Linked DNA regions of Homo sapiens: region 1 is linked to region 2. Evidence: chromatin loops called from intact Hi-C (ENCODE). Cell type or tissue: HepG2. All regions are shown on one strand. Each heading gives the region's core, and the rest is flanking DNA. Links, peaks and the distances in the headings are about the cores only. Region 1 has its middle 15 kb from the start of BCAR4. Region 2 has its middle 55 kb from the start of LITAF.

What was found. Hi-C counts contacts between places; a loop is a spot of excess contacts. Peaks named below come from ENCODE experiments on the same cell type or tissue, not always from the same donor. Only the 100,000 strongest peaks of a DNase experiment are listed, where the experiment ranks them.
Region 1: a loop joins it to region 2, with 13 times the contacts of the local background. A loop is called at or near these places in 37 of 110 quality-filtered maps.

Annotation. Positions count from the first base shown.
Region 1 is chr16:11,809,923-11,818,646 of GRCh38, reverse strand. No RefSeq gene overlaps it. Among named protein-coding and RNA genes, the nearest start is that of BCAR4, 15 kb to the left of the region's middle. In HepG2, for the core only: a CTCF peak has its summit at 4,753; no DNase peak of the experiment used is centred there; H3K4me3 peaks cover 836 bases; H3K27me3 peaks cover 475 bases.
Region 2 is chr16:11,527,299-11,536,022 of GRCh38, reverse strand. It overlaps a transcript of LOC400499 not described here. Among named protein-coding and RNA genes, the nearest start is that of LITAF, 55 kb to the left of the region's middle. RefSeq lists enhancers at 7,579-8,512, 8,513-8,724. In HepG2, for the core only: a CTCF peak has its summit at 3,685 (motif pointing left); DNase peaks (open chromatin) are centred at 412, 3,682 and 5,633.

The DNA of each region.
Region 1 (8,724 bases), core at 393-8,392, 280 kb before region 2:
AATTGCTTGAACCTGGGATGCAGAGGATGCTGTGAGCCAAGATTTCTGAATCAGGTCTTGGAAAACAACCTGTCTTTCTCCTGCCATTTTTCTCCCCAAGGCAGGAATCTTCTCACCTTTCTTCTTGCAGTTGGCTATAAAGTTCTGTGGCCAGGCACAGTGGCTCACGCCTGTAATCCCAGCACTTTGGGAGGCCGAGGTGGGTGGATCACGAGGTCAAGACCCAACCTGGTCAATATGATGAAACCCCGTTTCTACTAAAAATACAAAAATTAGCTGGGCATGGTGGCGCGTACCTGTAGTCCCAGCTACTCAGGAGGCTGAGGCTTGAAGCCAGGAGGAGGAGGTTACAGCGAGCAGAAATCTCACCACTGCACTCCAGCCTGGCGACAGAGCGAGACTCCGTCTCCACAAAAAAAAAAAAAAGTAAATTCGGTGACGTACCTTGTCTGACAGTAGGTGACAATACTCCCATTTCAGAAGGGGTCTACCCCATACCCTGGAAGAAGGAATGTCGTCTAACCTACTTTGATTGCAGGTCACAATACCCCCTACTTCAGAGGAGATCCTGCCATATACCCTGGAAGAAGGGGCCACAGAAAGCATGAAGAATTGGAGCCTTGCTCTGTTTCTCCACTTCGTCTGTTAGATCATGGCCTTTGTGTCCAGTCATGTTTCTGTCTGGTTGTTCGTCACAACTATCCAGTGCCTAAGAGCACAGGGTTCAGGGAACTTCCAGAGAGCTGAACACGGGGAGGTTCCTGGAGGGTGGCTGACCCAAGAAGGTCAGGGAAGCTCTGAGCCCCTTTCCCCACACCTCACCCTATGCATCTCTTCATCTGTATCCTTGGTAACATCTTTTTTATTTTTTTTAATTTTTTTTAGACAGTCTTGCTCTGTCGCCCAGGCTGGAGTGCAGTGGTGTAATCTCGGCTCACTGCAACCTCTGCTTCCTAGGTTCAAGTGATTGTCCTGACTCAACCTCCCAAGTAGCTGGGATTACTGTGCTATCACGCCCGGCTGTATTTTTTGTATTTAATACAAAAAACACAAAATTTTTGTATTTTTTAATAGAGACAGAATTTCTCCATGTTAGCTAGGCTGGTCTTGAACTCCTGATCTCAAGTGATCTGCCCACCTCAGCCTCCCAAAGTGCTGGGATTACAGGTGCCCACCACCATGCCTGGCTACTTTTTGGATTTTTAGTAGAGAAGGGGTTTCACCATGTTGGCCAGGCTGGTCTTGACGTCCTGACCTCAAGTGATCCACCTGCCTTGGCCTCCCAAAGTGTGAGCCGATGCCATCCTTGTGTGTGTGTGTGTGTGTGTGTGTGTGTGTCGTTTTTTTGTTTTGTTTTGTTTTGTTTTTTGAGACAGAGTCTCACTCTGTAGCCCAGGCTGGAGTGCAGTGGTGCAATCTCAGCTTACTTCAGGCTCTGCCTCTTGGGTTCAAGGGATTCTCTTGCCTCAGCCTCCTGAGTAGCTGGGATTACAGGTGTGAGCCCCCACACCAGGCTAATGTTTGGATTTGTAGTAGAGACAAGGTTTTGCCTTGTTGTCCAGGCTGGTCTCAAACTCCTGACCTCAGGTAATCTGCCTGCCTTTGCCTCCCAAAGTGCTGGGATTACAGGCGTGAGCCGTCATCTCTTGCCCGGTAACATCCTTTATAATAAACCAGTAAATGTGTTTCCCTGGGTTCTCTAAGCTGCATTAGCAATTAAATGAACCCAAAGAGAGGGTTGTGGGAACACCAAGTTGAAACAAGTCAGAAGTTCTGGAGGCTCAGATTTGTGACTGGTGGGAAGGGAGAGGGCTGCTTGGTGGGAGTGAGCCCTCAGTTGTGGGGCCTGATGCTGTATCAGTGAGGTAGATACTGTCAGAATTGAGGCTGGGCGTGGTGCCTCATGCCTGTAATCCCAGCACTTTGGGAGGCCAAGGCAGGTAGATTGCTTGAGTTCAGGAGTTCGAGACTAGCCTGGTTAACATGGCAAAAGCCTGTCTCTATAAAAAATACAAAAACAGGCCAGGTGCTGTGGCTCACGCCTGTAATCCAGCACTTTGGGAGGCCGAGGCGGGCAGATCACTTGCGCTCAGGAGTTTCAGACCAGCCTGGCCAACATGGTGAAACCCTGTCTCTACTAAAAATACAAAAATTATCAAAGCATGGCGGTGTGTCCCTGTAGTCCCAGCTACTCAGAAGGCAGAGGCAAGAAAATAGCTTGAACCTGGGATGTGGAGGCTGCAGTGAACCTAGACCGCGCCATTGCACTCCAGCCTGGGTGACAGAACAAGACTCCGTCTCAAAAAAAGAAAAACAAAACAAAACAAACAAAAACAGCCAGGCATGATAGCACTTGCCTGTGGTCCAGCTACTTGGAAAGCTGAGGTGGGTGGATCACTTTGAGTCTGAGAGGTTGAGATTGAGCCACTGCACTCCAGCCTGTGCAACAGAGCTAGACCTTGTTTAAAAGGAAAAAAAAAAATGCCGGGTGCAGTGGCTCATGCCTGTAATCCCAGAACTTTGGGAGGCCAAGGAGGGTGGATCACGTGAGGTCAGAAGTTCAAGACCAGCCTGGACAACATGGTGAAACCCTGTCTCTACTAAAAATACAACAATTACCCGGGCATGGTAGCAGGCACCTGTAATCCCAGCTATTCAGGAGGCTGAGGCAGGAGAATCACTTCAACCCGGGAGGCGGATGTTGCAGTGAGCCGAGATCACACCATGGCACTCCAGCCTGGGCTACAGAGACTCTGTGTCCCCCCAACCAAAAAAAAAAAAAAAAGTCGGAGGACACCCAGCAGATGTCTGATGTAGAATTGATTGGTTGCTTGGTGTGTGGGGAGAAATCCCTACACATTTGGTTACAGAAGTCTTCTGTGTCATTGTTGTCGTGGTGTTTTTCCCTTCAGTGACCACGCTGTCCAAAGTGATCTACAGATTCATTTCAATCCCTATCAAAATACCAATGACATTTTCAGAGATAGAAAAAAAAATCCTAAAATTCATGTGGAACCAAAGTGAGCCCAAATATCCAAAGTAATCCTGAGCAAAAGAAGAAAGCTAGGCCGGGCACGGTGGCTCACGCCTGTAATCCCAACACTTTGGGAGGCTGAGGCGAGTGGATCGCCTGAGGTCAGGGCTTTGAGACCAGTCTGGCCAACATGACGAAACCCCGTCTCTACTAAAAATACTAAAATTAGCTGGGCGTGGTGGCAGGAGCCTGTAATCCCAGCTATTCGGGAGGCTGAGGCAGGAGAATCACTTGAACCTGGGAGGCAGAGGTTGCAATGAGCCAAGGTCGCACCATTGCACTCCAGCCTGGATGACAAGAACGAGACTTCGTCTCAAAAAAAAAAAAAAAGAAGAAAATGGCTGGATGCAGCGGCTCATGCCTGTAATCCCAGCACTCTGGAGGGCCGAAGCAGATGGATCACCTGAGGTCAGTAGTTCAAGACCAGCCTGACCAACATTGAGAAACCCCATTTCTACTAAAAATACAAAATTAGCTGGGCGTGGCAGCACATGCCTGTAATCCCAGCTACTTGGGAGACTGAGGCAGGAGAATTGCTTGAATCTGGAAGGCGGAAGTTGTGGTGAGCCGAGATTGCACCATTGCACTCCACCCTGAGCAACAAGAGTGAAACTCTCTCTCTCTCACACACACACACACAGACACACACACACACACACACAAAGCTAGAGGCCTCATGTGGTCACTCACACCAGTAATCCCAGCATTTTGGGAGTCCATGGTGGCTAGATCACTTGAGGTCAGGAGTTCGAGACCTGCCTGGCAAAACCTCATCTCTACAAAAAAAAGTACAAGAAATCAGTTGGGGGCTGGGTGTGGTGGCTCACGCTTGTAATCCCAGCACTTTAGGAGGCCAAGGCCGGTGGATCTCCTGAAGTCAGGGGTTTGAGACCAGCCTGGCCAACATGACAAAACCCTGTCTCTACTAAAAATACAAAAAAAAAATTAGCCAGGTGTGGCATGTCTGTAGTCCCAGATACTCAGGAGGCTGAAGCAGGAGAACTGCTTGAACCTGGGAGGCAGAGATTGCAGCGAGCCGTGATCACGCCACTGCACTCCAGACTCCAGCCTGGGTGACAGAGTGAGACGCTGTCTCAAAAAAAAAAAAAAAATTGGGTGTTGCGTTGTGTCCCTGTAGTTCCATCCACCCAGGAGGCTGAGGTGGGAGGATCATTCGAGCTGTGAGCTGGGAGGTCGAGGCTGCAGTGAGTCATGATGGCACCACTCTAGCCTGGGCAACAAGATTTGTTTCAACAAAACTGTAAGTTGTAGAATGCTGAGATTCATTTTGCTTTATTACAAAACTAAGAATTTCTAGTTGGTTGTTGAATTTAATATTATTTAACCACCAAAGAAAGAGATTCTTGTTGGCCTGATACATCTTCCTTGATATGTCAAAGTGTTTTTGTCACAAAGGAGAGCAGGTATAACTGTGAAAACTGCATTACATCTATAGACTGTACCAATGTCACTTTCTTGGTTTTGATATTTAATACGTTAACATTGGGGGAGGCTGAGAGAAGGGTCCGTGGAACTTCCCTATACATTTCTTGGGACCCTCTGATGAATCTATAATCATCTCAAAATGAAAAGTTAAACACATTTTAGTTTCACAAAACTATGTAAATGAAACAGAATACCCAATGTTGATTTTTGTAATTGTGTTACATTTGAAAGGGAACGCAAAATGTGATTGTAATGATAAGAACTAGCCACAAGTTGTCACTAGTGGTCTATCATAGCCCTCTGAAACTCACAACACCCACCCCCCCGCCACGCCCCCCGCCACCCTCAAAACGAGAATTGTTTTGATGAAGAAAGGACGTGACTTTTTTTTTTTTTTTTTTTTTTTTTTTGAGACAGAGTCTCACTCTGTTGCCCAGGCTGGAGTGCAGTGCCACGATCTCGGCTCACTGCAACCTCTGTCTCCCAGGTTCAAGTGATCCTCCAGCCTCAGCCCCCGAGTAGCTGGATTACTGGTACATGCCACAACGCCCGACTGATTTTTTTATTTTCAGTAGAGATGGGATTTCGCCATGTTGGCCAGGCTGGTCTCAAACTCCTGACCTCAGGTGATCCACCCATCTCGGCCTCCCAAAGTGCTGGGATTACAGGCATGAGGCACCACGCCTGGCTGGATGTGGCTATTTTTAAACTGCCATATTTAACCATTGCTGTTTTTCTGTTTGGAAGCACTGTAAAATCCCAATATCGTATTCTTTTTTTTTTTTTTTTGAGATGGAGTCTTGCTCTGTCACCGAGGCTGGAGTGCAGTGGCGCGATGCAACCTCTGCCACCCAGGTTCAAGTGATTCTCCTGCCTCAGCCTCCCGAGTAGCTGGGATTACAGGTGCCTGCCACTACACCCGGCTAATTTTTGTAGTTTTAGTAGGGACGGAGTTTCACCATGTTGGTCAGGCTGGTCTTGAACTCCTGTCCTCAAGCAATCTACCTGCCTCGGCCTCCTAAAGTGCTGAGATTACAAGCATTAGTCACCGCGCCCTGTTTATCTTATTCTTTTATAGGTGAAAATACAGAAACCATAAGAAAGGGAATAGGGTTTTTTTGTTGTCGTTTTTGAGACAAGAGTCTCCCTCTATCGCCCAGGCTGCGGTGCAGTGGCGCGATCTCGGCTCACTGCAAGCTCCGCCTCCCGGGTACACGCCATTCTCCTGCCTCAGCCTCCCGAGTAGCTGGGACTACAGGTGCTCACCACCACGCCCAGCTGATTTTTTTGTATTTTTTTTAATAGAGGCGGGGTTTCACCGTGTTAGCCAGGATGGTCTCAATCTCCTGACCTCGTGATCCACCAGTCTCAGCCTCCCAAACTGCTGGGATTACAGGTGTGAGCCACTGCACCTGGCCGCAGGAATAGGGTTTAAAGGTGGCAAATTAGACATTCTCTAGAGGAACGTCACTTCTCAAAGTGTGGCTCCTGGAGCAGCAGCACTGGCAGGGCCTAACAATTTGTAAGAAGTGCAAAACCTCAGGCCTCACCCTAAACCTACCAAATTAGATTCTTCTTCTTTTATATTTTTGAGGTGGAGTCGCACTCTGTTACCCAGGCCAGAGTGCAGTGCGGTGATTTTGGCTCAATGCAACCTCTGCCTCCTAGGTTCAAGTGATTCTCCTGCCTCAGCCTCCCAAGTAGCTGGGATTACAGGTGTGGGCCACCACGCCCGGCTAACTTCTGTATTTTTAGTAGATACGGGGTTTTATCATGATGGCCAGGCTGGTCTCGAACTCCTGACCTCAGGTGATCCACCTGCCTTGGCGTAATCCCAGTGCAGGGATTACAGGTGTGAGCCACCATGACCAGCCAGATTCTTCACCTTTTTGGTGTGTGTGTGTATGTGTGTGTGTGAGATGGTGTCTTGCTCTTGTCGCCCAGGCTGGAGCACAATGGCACAATCTCGGCTCACTACAACCTCTGCCTCCCAGGTTCAAGCACTTCTCCTGCCTCAGCCTCCCAAGTAGCTGGGATTACAGGCGCCAGCCACCACGCCCGGCTGATTTTTATATTTTTAGTAGAGATGGGGTTTCACCATGTTGGCCAGGCTGGTCTCGAACTCCTGACGTCAGGTGATCTGTCTGCCTCGGCCTCCCAAAGTACTGGGATTACAGGCATGAGCCACTGCACCCAGCCCTGAATTTGATTCTTCTTCTTTTTTTTTTTTTGAGACGGAGTCTCACTCTGTTGCCCAGGCTGGAGTGCAGTGACGTGATCTCCGCTCACTGCAAACTCCGCCTCCCGGGTTCACGCTGTTCTCCTGCCTCAGCCTCCCGACTAGCTGGGACAACAGGCACCCACCACCACACCCGGCTAATTTTTTGTATTTTTTAGTAGAGATGGGGTTTCACCCTGTTAGCTAGGATGGTCTTGATCTCCTGACCTCGTGATCCACCCGCCTTGGCCTCCCAAAGTGCTGGGATTACAGGAGTGAGCCACTGCGCCTGGCCACCACATGGACATCTTTGAGGATCATCTTTCAATACCCCTTAGTCTCTGTGTTGTAGAACAGCAGCTATCAAGGAGCATTGTTCTTTTTTTTTTTTTTTTTTTTTTTTTTTTTTGATCCAGAGTCTGGCTGTGTTGCCCAGGCTGGAGTGCAGTGGCCAATCTCAGCTCACTGCAACCTCTGCCTCCTGGGTTCAAGTGATTCTCCTCCCTCAGCCTCCCGTGTAGCTGAGGTTACAGGTGCATGCCACTACACCTGGGTAATTTTTGTATTTTTGGTAGAGATGGGGTTACACCGTGTTGGCCAGGTTGGTCTCGAACTCCTGGCCTCAAGTGATCTGCCCACCCTGGCCTCCCAAAGTGCTGGGATTACAGGTGTGAGCCACCGTGCCTGGCCTTAACATAACTGTTTACAACAAAACTGTATAACCTGCCCGTCCTGCCTGGATGATTGATTCAGGATGCTTATGTTGATGCAGGAGAATGGGGTCTGGAGGCAGGGAACCTAAAAACTTCCTAGAACTAGGCCGAGTGCAGTGGCTCACACCTGTAATCCCAGCACGTTGGGATGCCGGGGCCGGTGGATCACCTGAGATCAGGAGTTCGAGGCCACCCTGGCCAACATGGTGAAATTCTATCTCTATTAAAAATAGAAAAATTAGCTTGGTGTGGTGGTGAGCACCTGTAATCCCAGCTACTTGGGAGGCTGAGGCAGGAAAATCGCTTGAACCTGGGAGGCAGAGGTTGCAGTGAGCCAAGATCCTACCACTGCACTACAGCCTGGGCAACAAAGTGAGACTCTGTTTTAATAAATAAACAAACAAACATACATACTTCCTAGAACTCAATAAAAGGGAAAAACCCCAATTAACTGTCTTTTTTTTTTTCTAGATGGAGTTCAGTGGCCTGATCTTGGCTCACTGCAACTTCCGCCTCCCGGGTTCAAGCAATTCTCCTGCCTCAGCCTCCCAAGTAGCTGGGATTACAGGCACCCCCCACCATGCTAGGCTAATTTTTGTATTTTTAGTAGAGACGGAGTTTCACTATGTTGGCCAAAGGTCCGCCCACCTCCGCCTCCGAAAGTGTTTGGATTACAGGCATGAGCCCTCCCCGCTCTCCCACCTCCAGGCCAAAACCCCAACTTTCTATGCCCAACTAAATAACTTTGTAACTTCACTTCAGCTATGGCAGGAAACATCCTCTTCATTTCCATGGGGTGTATGCCAAGTAAATAACTTTGTAACTTCACTTACCCTCTTCATTTACATAGGGCATACCAATGGGAAACCTCTGAAGGGTATTTAAACCCCAGAAAATTCTGTAACCAGCATTGTTGAGTCACTTCCTCTAACCTGCTCCCTACTCTGTGGAGTGTACTTTCGTTTCAATAAATCTGTGCTTTTCTTTCATTGCTTTGTGCGTTTCGTCCAATTCTTTTTTCAAAACGTCAAGAACCTGGACACCCTCCACCCGTAACAGTGTGACACAGTTCTGGCCAGAGTCAGGTCCAGGTTTTACGGAAGTATTTGTAAGAGCAAGGCTTTGTGGGAGTTGCTGAGAAAAGACCACCTAAGCCTGGAACTGCTGGCAGTTACGTTGCCGCAAGGGGTGAGTCTGCCTGAGAATGGAAAGCAGAACTGACAGAAGGAGAGAGAGTGCCTGAGTTTCTGATGATACTGACACGAACCTTACCTGGACAATTAAGTTCTATGAGCTCATAAATTTCCTTTCTT
Region 2 (8,724 bases), core at 227-8,226:
TCCCCACCCTGGCTTGTTACTCAGTACTTTTCCAGTCCTAGCCCCCTCTCTTGCCCCCTACCCAGGTCCATAATACTGTCAGGAGCCTTTTGCCTGGTTCCCCCACATCTGGATGATACACCAGATCCTCAACTGATGCCCTGTTCCGTGGGGAAACGGGAGAAGGGCAGTTGGTGCTTTCTCCGGTTTTAACCTCCTGCTTGTACCATCACGGTGAGTGATCACGGGCGTAACGCTGTCATTTTTGGCTTATTGCTTTGCCACCTGACAGCTCAGCCCGCCCTCTTGCAGCTCAGCTGAGCTCCTGACAGCTATAGGAATTGGCACTCGATCTTTGATTGTGAAATGATGTCAACCTGTAAACAGTAAAGGTAAATTAGTGAGTAAGCTTCTGGATGCCAGGAAGATAATGACCAATGACTGTAGATCACCCCAGCACAGAGCAGCAGTGAGTATCTGTTGAGTGCCTGCCATGGGCGGGGCACATTCTGTTATTGAATTTCACAACGATTCTGTAAGATGAACATCCCCTCTCCATTTTACAGACAAACTGAAATTCTGACAGGTGAAGTTACCGGTCCCAGGTTCCAAGCTGGGATTCCTCAGCTAACATGTCAATCCTCCCAGAGGCATTTGTGTTTTTGTGCTTGAACTTTTTCCTTGTTTGCACTCATAAACTACATGTTTTATTTCCCGGGCGATAGGCAGCACCTATGGTCCGCCTGTGAAAGAAACATGGGTGTTTTCAAATGACACAGAGGTGGCCACCAGCTCATCCTCACCCAAGCCAGGTGTGCTGATGCTGACCCACACCCGGGAGTCCACGATGAGAAGGGGACACAGGTGGCTGCTGCTTGCAAAATTGAGTGTCACTTGCTTGGCTTGTTCCACTCCTGCTTATCAAAGCTGAATATGACCTGGTCCTAATGGAGACTGGCTCATAGGTGCCAAGCCTGTGTCTCGAGGCGTTTCCTGGCCCCCTATACGTCTGCTCCTGAAAGACAAGCTTCTTTGTCATCTTTTCTTGTTTCTTATTCATAGAGATGGGGTCTCACTGCGTTGGCCAGGCTGGTCTCAAACTCTTCATCCTCTCACCTCGGCCTCTCAAATTGCTGAGCTACCACACTCAGCCTATTTGTCTTGCTTCTGATCTGTCTTCCTGCACTAGAAAGTCAGCTCCTTGAAGGCAGGGGCTTTCATCTGTCTGATGCTGTATCCCCAGTAAACAGTGACTGGCACACAGTAGATGTTTGCATTTCAGGAGGGGCCCGAGATCACTCTCGGCCTCTATGGTTTTCTAGAAGGAATCACAGAGCTCAGAAAAGACATTGCACTCATGGCTGCTGTTGATTACAGGGAAAGAGAGTAAAATCAGTAAAGGGAAAAGGTGCATAAGGCAGGGAGGCCAGGCACAAGCTCCCAGATGTCCTCTCCCTGTGGACTCGTGGACAGTACTTATTTCTCCCAGCCATAATGTGTGGCAATGTGCACAGAGCATTGCCAACCAAGGAAGCTCACCAGAGCCTTGTGTGCAATGTTTTTATTGGCAACCAGTCATGGCCAATGGCCCATAGTTGACCTCAGTCTCCAGCCCCTCCAGAGGTCATGCTGGTATCACCTGGCCCAAACCCCCCACCCTAAATCATGTCATTAGCAGAGACTGGCTGGCGTGGTTCCAGGCCCCCAGGTAAACAAAGACACTGACATTACCATCAGGCAGCACATTCCAAGGGCCTGGAGTTTCCTTCCAGGAGCAGGACAAGGTTAACTTTTTTTTTTTTTTTGAGACGGAGTCTCCCTCTGTTGCCTGGGCTAGAGTACAGTGGTGCAATCTCGGTTCTTTGCAACCTCTGCCTCCCAGGTTCAAGCAATTCTCCTGCCTCAGCCTCCGGAGCAGCTGGGATTACAGGCGCACGCCACCATGCCCGGCTAATTTTTGTATTTTTAGTAGAGACAGGGTTTCACCTTGTTGGCCAGGCTGGTCTTGAACTCGAGACCTTGGGTGTTATGCCTGCCTTCGCCTCCTAAAGTGCTGGGATTACAGGTGGGAGCCACTGTGCCCGGCCTGGGTTAATTTCTAGAAGGGGAATTGCTAGGACAGAGAAAATGTGCCTCCCCTTCCCTACCCAGCCAGCGTTTTTATGGCCACAATGTGAAGGTGTTATGAGCAATACAAAAGGGAGGATAGTCTTTGCCCTTGAAAAGATTAAATTGCTTGAGTTTCACGTACTCCAAATATGAAGTGATCTACCATTCACCTTTAACCTGCAAAACCTCAATGTGCTGTTTCCTCTTTCTTTTCCCTGAGGGCCCATGTCCTGTTTCTCCACTAGTCGCCAATTACTTCATCCAGGCTTCATGGCCTTTTCACTTAATTTTTAAAATTTCTTCTTCTTCTTTTTTTTTTTTTTTTTTTCGGATGGGGTCTTGCTCTGTCTCCAGGTTTAAGTGCTGTGGTGCGATCTCAGCTCACTGTAACCTCGGCCTCCCGGGTTCAAGCAATCCTCCTGCCTCAATCTCCCAAGTAGCGATCCGCCTGCCACAGCCTCCCAAAGTGCTGGGATTACAGGTGTGAGCCACCGCACCCAGCCTGAGTTTTGTAGCTTCAATTTGCATTTCTTTTTTAGTGGAGTGATCTTGGCTCACAGCAACCTCCATCTCCTGGGTTCAAGTGATTCTTCTGCCTCAACCTCCCGAGTAGCTGGGATTACAGGCGTGTGCCAACATACCAAGCTAATTTTTGTATTTTTAGCAGAGACGGGGTTTCACCATGTTGGCCAGGCTGGTCTCGAACTCTGGACCTCAGATGATCTGCCCTCCTCAGCCTCCAAAAGTGCTGGGGCTATAGGCGTGAGCCAATGCACCCAGCCTAATTTGAATTTTTTTAATGTCTAAGGTTGAGCCTCTTTGCCGAAACTCTATCTGTGTCTTTTTTTGTGTCCTTTTCTGTGAACGGGATGCTCGTATACTTTGTCCATCTTTGAATCTGTTGTTCTCCCCAACTAGATGCAATGCTATTTTTATCATGTGCCTACTCCTGTGTGTACTTGGTTTCTTTCTGAACTCTCTGTTCTCCACTTGAACACAACATGGAGCCAGAAGACACTTTGTCAGGAATTTCTAGCCCCTTTATTTTGCCAATGAGTAAAGGAGTCCAGAGAGGTTAAGTAACTTTTCTAAGGTCACACTGCTAATTGAATAAATAAGCAAAGGGATGAACCATCCCTCCCTGCTCTCTCGCATCCACTCCCCACCTTCTTCCATCCACCTGACTTTTCCAACCTTACTAGTAAACAACAGGGAGCCAATTTCTCTGTCAATCTTTTTTTTTTTTTTTTTGATACAGGGTCTCACTCTATTGCCCAGGCTGGAGTACAGTGGCGTGATCTCAGCTCATTGCAACCTCCCCTTCCTGGGTTCCAGCAATTCTCTTGCCTCAGCCTCCCGAGTAGCTGGGACTATACAGGTGTATGCCACCATGCCTGGCTAATTTTTGTATTTTTTGGTAGAGACAGGGTTTCACATGTTGGCCAGGCTAGTCTCGAACTCTTGACTTCAAGTGATCCGCTTGCCTCAGCCTCCCAAAGTGCTGGGATTACAGGCGTGAGCCACCTAGCCCAGCCTCTTGTTCATCTTTTGTGTTGAAGATAAGGTGGCAGTAGTGAGTGCTTCATGAAGGCCAGGCGAGAGGAGCTCACTGCCCCCTGCTGGTTACTTCTTCTCTATCATGGGGTATCTGTGGCTCTCTCACCCGCTTACCCTAGCTCTGCAAAATATCTTTTGGTGGTTTAAAAAGAAAGCTGCTTCAGGCCGGGTGTAGTGGCTCACACCTGTAATCCCAGCACTTTGGGAGGCTGAGGCAGGTGTAGGTCACTTGAGGTCAGGAGTTTGAGACCAGCCTGGCCAACATGGTGAAACCCCTATCTCTACTGAAAATACAAAAATTAGCTGTGCATGGTGGTGGGCACCTGTAATCCCAGCTACTTGGGAGGCTGAGGCAGGAGAATCGCTTGAACCCGGGAGGCGGAAGTTGCAGTGAGCTGAGATGGCGCCATTGCACTCCAGCCTGGGTGACAGAGTGAGACCCTGTCTCAAAAAACAAAACAAAACAAAAACAAAAACAAAAAAACCTGCTTCATTCTGAAAAGAATTGAAGAAACACTGTAGGATTCCAACTCTGTGACATTCTGGAAAAGGCAAAACTGGAGACAGTAAAAAGATCAGCGGTTTTGGGGTTGGTGGGGGGCGTGGTAAGGGAAAGGGAAGGATTAATAGGCAGAGCAGAGGGATCTGGTTGTTTAAGAGTGTGGTACCTCTGCCATGCCTCTCTCGGTCCTGCGCCTGCCATGTAAGACGCCTGTTCCCGCTTTGCCCTCTGCCATGAGTGAAAGCTACCTGAGGCCTCCCCAGAGGCAGGTGCTACCATATACTTCCTGTACACCTTCCCGAACAGTGAACCAATTAACCCACTTTCCTTTATAAATTACCCAGTCTCAGGTCTTTCTTTATAGCAGTGTGAGAACAAGCTAATACACAAATGAAAAGGCTGCCTTTTTTTTTTTTTTTTAAAAACAGTCTTGCTCTGTCACCCAGGCTGCAGTGTAGTGGCGTGATCACAGCTCACTGCAGCTTCAACCTCCTGCGCTCAAGAAATCCTCCTGCCCCAGCCTCCTGAGTAGCTGGGACTACAGGTGTGCACTACCACACCCGGCTTTTATTTTTGTAGAGACAAGGTCTCCCTGTGTTCCTCAGGCTGGTCTTGAACTCCTGGGCTCAAACAATCCCTCTGCCTCAGCCTCCCAAAGTGCTGGGAGTAAAGGCCTGAGCCACTGCACCCACCAAAAGGGCTTCTGAACTCTGGTGACTCTGACCTGAGCCTGATGGGCTTCAATCCATACTCCGGCTGAACTCACACTGACTGGAAGGAAGCTCGATCCCCAGTCGCTGGCAAACCCAACCCCAACCCCGTAAATTTTCTCTAGGTAGAAGCAGGACTTTCTTTGGTGGGAGGAAGAGGAGGTGGGAGGCTGGATCTATGGTGGATGGCTTGTATAGGAGGGTCTGAGTCTTTGTGAATCGAATCCTGTGTCCCCATGTTCTATCAAACCACCTTACTGGGTTTTGGGCCTGTGACAATGTAGACACAAAGTGAGGCCAGCGGTACAGAGACCCTTCCCAGGCAGACTCGGGTAGGCTGGGGCAATGCAAACACAGCTGGTCATCAGAATGGCCTGGAGGGAGGGCCCCACCCTAGGGAGTCTGATTGTCCTGGTCTGGAATGGGCCTGGGAATCTGCATTTGTAGCCAATACCCACTGTGATTGGCGAGAAGCCATCGCATTGAGAATTGCAAGGTCTCTGCTCAGGCTCCTGACTTTGAATGGGGGAGGAATTCAGGCCTGTGGTCAGAGACTTGAGTCTCCTGGGGGAGAAGACGGAGAAAGAAAGTGATGGACCAAAGCTGCCAGAGCTAACAGAGCAGGGACTCTGGAGCCAGATGGGGTTAAAATCCTCCTGAGCTGTGTGACTTAGGGCAAGTGTCTTAACCTCTCTGTATCTCTGTTTCCTCATCTGTACCATGGGATGACCTAGTTCACCTTGCAGGGATTTTGCAGGAGAAGTTGATGAATGAGTCAATATACAAGGAATGCTTTGCCTAGTCTGATAGTTTCCTAACAACAATGCCATCTATTCTTTGAGATCCAGGGAAATCTCTCCTTTGTAAACTGCTTCCACGAGTTCCTGCCAGAATAACTGTTCCTTTCTCTGCGTGAGGTCTGTCTGTGGTGTGCTGAAGATCTTCTGCCTGTGCATCTCGTTTCCCCACTGACTCCTCCAAGCCAGCACCCCCCCACTCGCCCCCCAGGATGCTCTTCCCCACAGCATTTGGCAGCCACGCCCGAACCCATCGTAGTCCCCAAGCAGCTGTGAGCTGAAGGGTCTTTTAGGTCTTTATCCCTGTGGGTCAGGTGCTCCTGAACCCTGCTAGAGAAAATGCTTGAGCTGGGGGCCAGGCTCAGTGGCTCATGCCTGTAATCCCAGCACTTTGGGAGGCCGAGGCAGGTGGATCACCTGAGGCCAGGAGTTCGAGACCAGGCTGGCCAACATAGTGAAACCCCAGCTCTACTAAAAATACACAAAATTAGCCAGGCGTGGCGGCACATGCCTGTAGTCCCAGCTACTCGGGAGGCTGAGGCAGGAAAATCGCTTTGAACTTGAGAGGTGGTGGTTGCAGTGAGCCGAGGTTGCGCCATTGCACTCTAGCCTGGGCAACAAGAGCGAAACTCCGTCTCAAAAAAAGAAAATAAAGGAAAATGCTTGAGCTTGGGAAAAGGGAGGTAGAATCATTGATTTCAAAATATGAAAAGAAAATGGGCCAAGTCTAAAAGCATAAATGATTAAGTTTTCATAAAACATGGTGTGCCAACCAGTCAACTGTGTCTTAATTTGACTCTAAGAAAATTCCATTAAAAGTACATTTAACTGTCCATCACGAGATAAATGGCTACATAGAAAGTGGTCTATCCTTTCAGTGCATTATTCAGCCACGGAAAGGAATGACACACTATTTCACGTTTCGTGGCTGAGCCCCAAAACTGTCATGCTGAGTGAAAGAAGCCAGACAAAGGCCACCTACTAAACCATTCCATTTATGTGAAATGTCCAGAATAGACAAATCCATAAGGACACAAAGCAGATCAGTGGTGGCCAAGGACTGGGGTCAGAGGCACCAGAGGTGATTGTTTACTAGGTATGGGATTTCTTTTTGCAGTGAGGAAATTATGAAATTGGTTGTGGTAATGATTGCCAAACTCCCTTACTATCTTAAAAACCATTGAGTTGTATGCTTTATTTTAATTTAATTAATTTATTTTTTTGAAATGGAGTCTCACTCTGTCACCCAGGCTGGAGTGCAGTGGCACAATCTCGGCTCACTGCAACCTCTGCCTCCTGGGTTCAAGTGATTCTCCCGCCTCAGCCTCCCAAGTAGCTGGGATTACAGGCACCACCATGCCCAGCTAATTTTTTGTACTTTTAGTTGAGACGGGTTTTCACCATGTTGTCCAGGCTGGTCTTGAACTCCTGGCCTCAAGTGATCCACTCGCCTCAGCCTCCCAAAGTGCTGGGATTACAGGCACATGCCACCGTGCCCTGCTAATTTTTGTATTTTTAGTAGAGACAGGGTTTCACCATGTTGGCCAGGCTGGTCTTGAACTCCTGATCTTGTGATCCACCCATCTCGGCCTCCCAAAGTGCTGGGATTACAGGCATGAGCTGCCGCGCCAGTTGAGTTTTGTGCTTTAAATGGGAGAATTGAGTCAAGTAGACCCAGCTACTTGGGAGGCTGAGGTGGGAGGATCACTTGAGCCCAGGAGGTTGAGGCTGCAGTGAGCTACGATCACACCACTGCACTCCAGCGTGGGCAACAGAGTGAGAGCCCATCTTTAAAAAACAAAACAAAACAAAAACAAACAAACAAAAATCACACCTTGAAAACCAAAAGGTGTGGGTGGAGGTGAGTTTGAGGGAGAGAGGCAGAGATGTGGGACCTAGAATGAACGCTGAGCAGGTGTGAGCAGACCTCTGGCCTCCCGAATTACTTCCTTGTCCTCTTGGGAGGCCTTAAACCTGGAGCTTTGAAAAACCCGCTGCTGCTGTGATAAGAGCCATTTCCAAAGGCCTTGCTAAGTCAGGCCTCCCGTTGGCTTTTCCTAACCTGAGCACTGGGAAAGACAAACCCAATGTCAGACTACACAACTAGACAGTAGTGATGGTTGCGCAATGTCATGAGTGGACACGACGCCACTCAACTGAATACTTAAAAGTGGTTAAAATGGGCCGGGTGCCGTGGCTCATGCCTGTAATCTTAGCACTTTGGGAGGCTGAGGCAGGTGGATCGCTTGAGCCCAGGAGTTTAAGACCAGCCTGGGCAACGTAGTGAAACTCCGTCTCTACAAAAAATACAAGAATGAGGTGGGCGTGGTGGCACAGTGCCTGTAGTCCCAGCTACTTGGGAGGCTGAGGCAAGAGGATTGCTTGAGCCCGGGAGGTGTAGGCTGCAGTGAGCCATGACCACACCACTGTACTCCAGCCTTGGTGACGGATTGAGACCTTGTTGTTGTTGTTGTTTGTTGAGACGGAATCTAGCTCTTTTGCCCAGAGTGCAGTGCTGGAGTGCAGTGGCGCGATCTTGGCTCACTGCAAACTCTGCCTCCCGGGTTCAAGCGATTCTCCTGCCTCCACCTCCCGAGTAGCCGGGATTACAGGCACTCGCCACCATGCCCAGATAATTTTTAAATTTTTTGTAGAGATGGGGTCTCACTGTGTTGGCCAGGCTGGTCTCAAACTCCTGACCTCGTGATCTGCCCGCCTCGACCTCCCAAAGTGTTGGAATTACAAGCGTGAGCCACCGCGCCCAGCTGAGACCCTGTCTTTTAAAATAAATGAAATGGTTAAAATGGTCAGTTTTATGTTTTTAAAATATAATTATACTGCAATTAAAAAGAAACAACCACTACACCGTCTTGCCTTCTGACCTGAGATCTCTGTTTACAAGGCTAGGAGAGTAGTCAAGCTCCTTTTTTTTCCCCTCTAGGCTTTTTTTCCCCTCATTGGTCAGGAGCCCCCTCCCCTCCTCTCTGTCGGGCGGGGTGCTAATAACTTTATTGGAGGCTTCTGACTGGCTGGATCTCTGTTCTGAATGCCCCCCACCTCCCCTTCTACC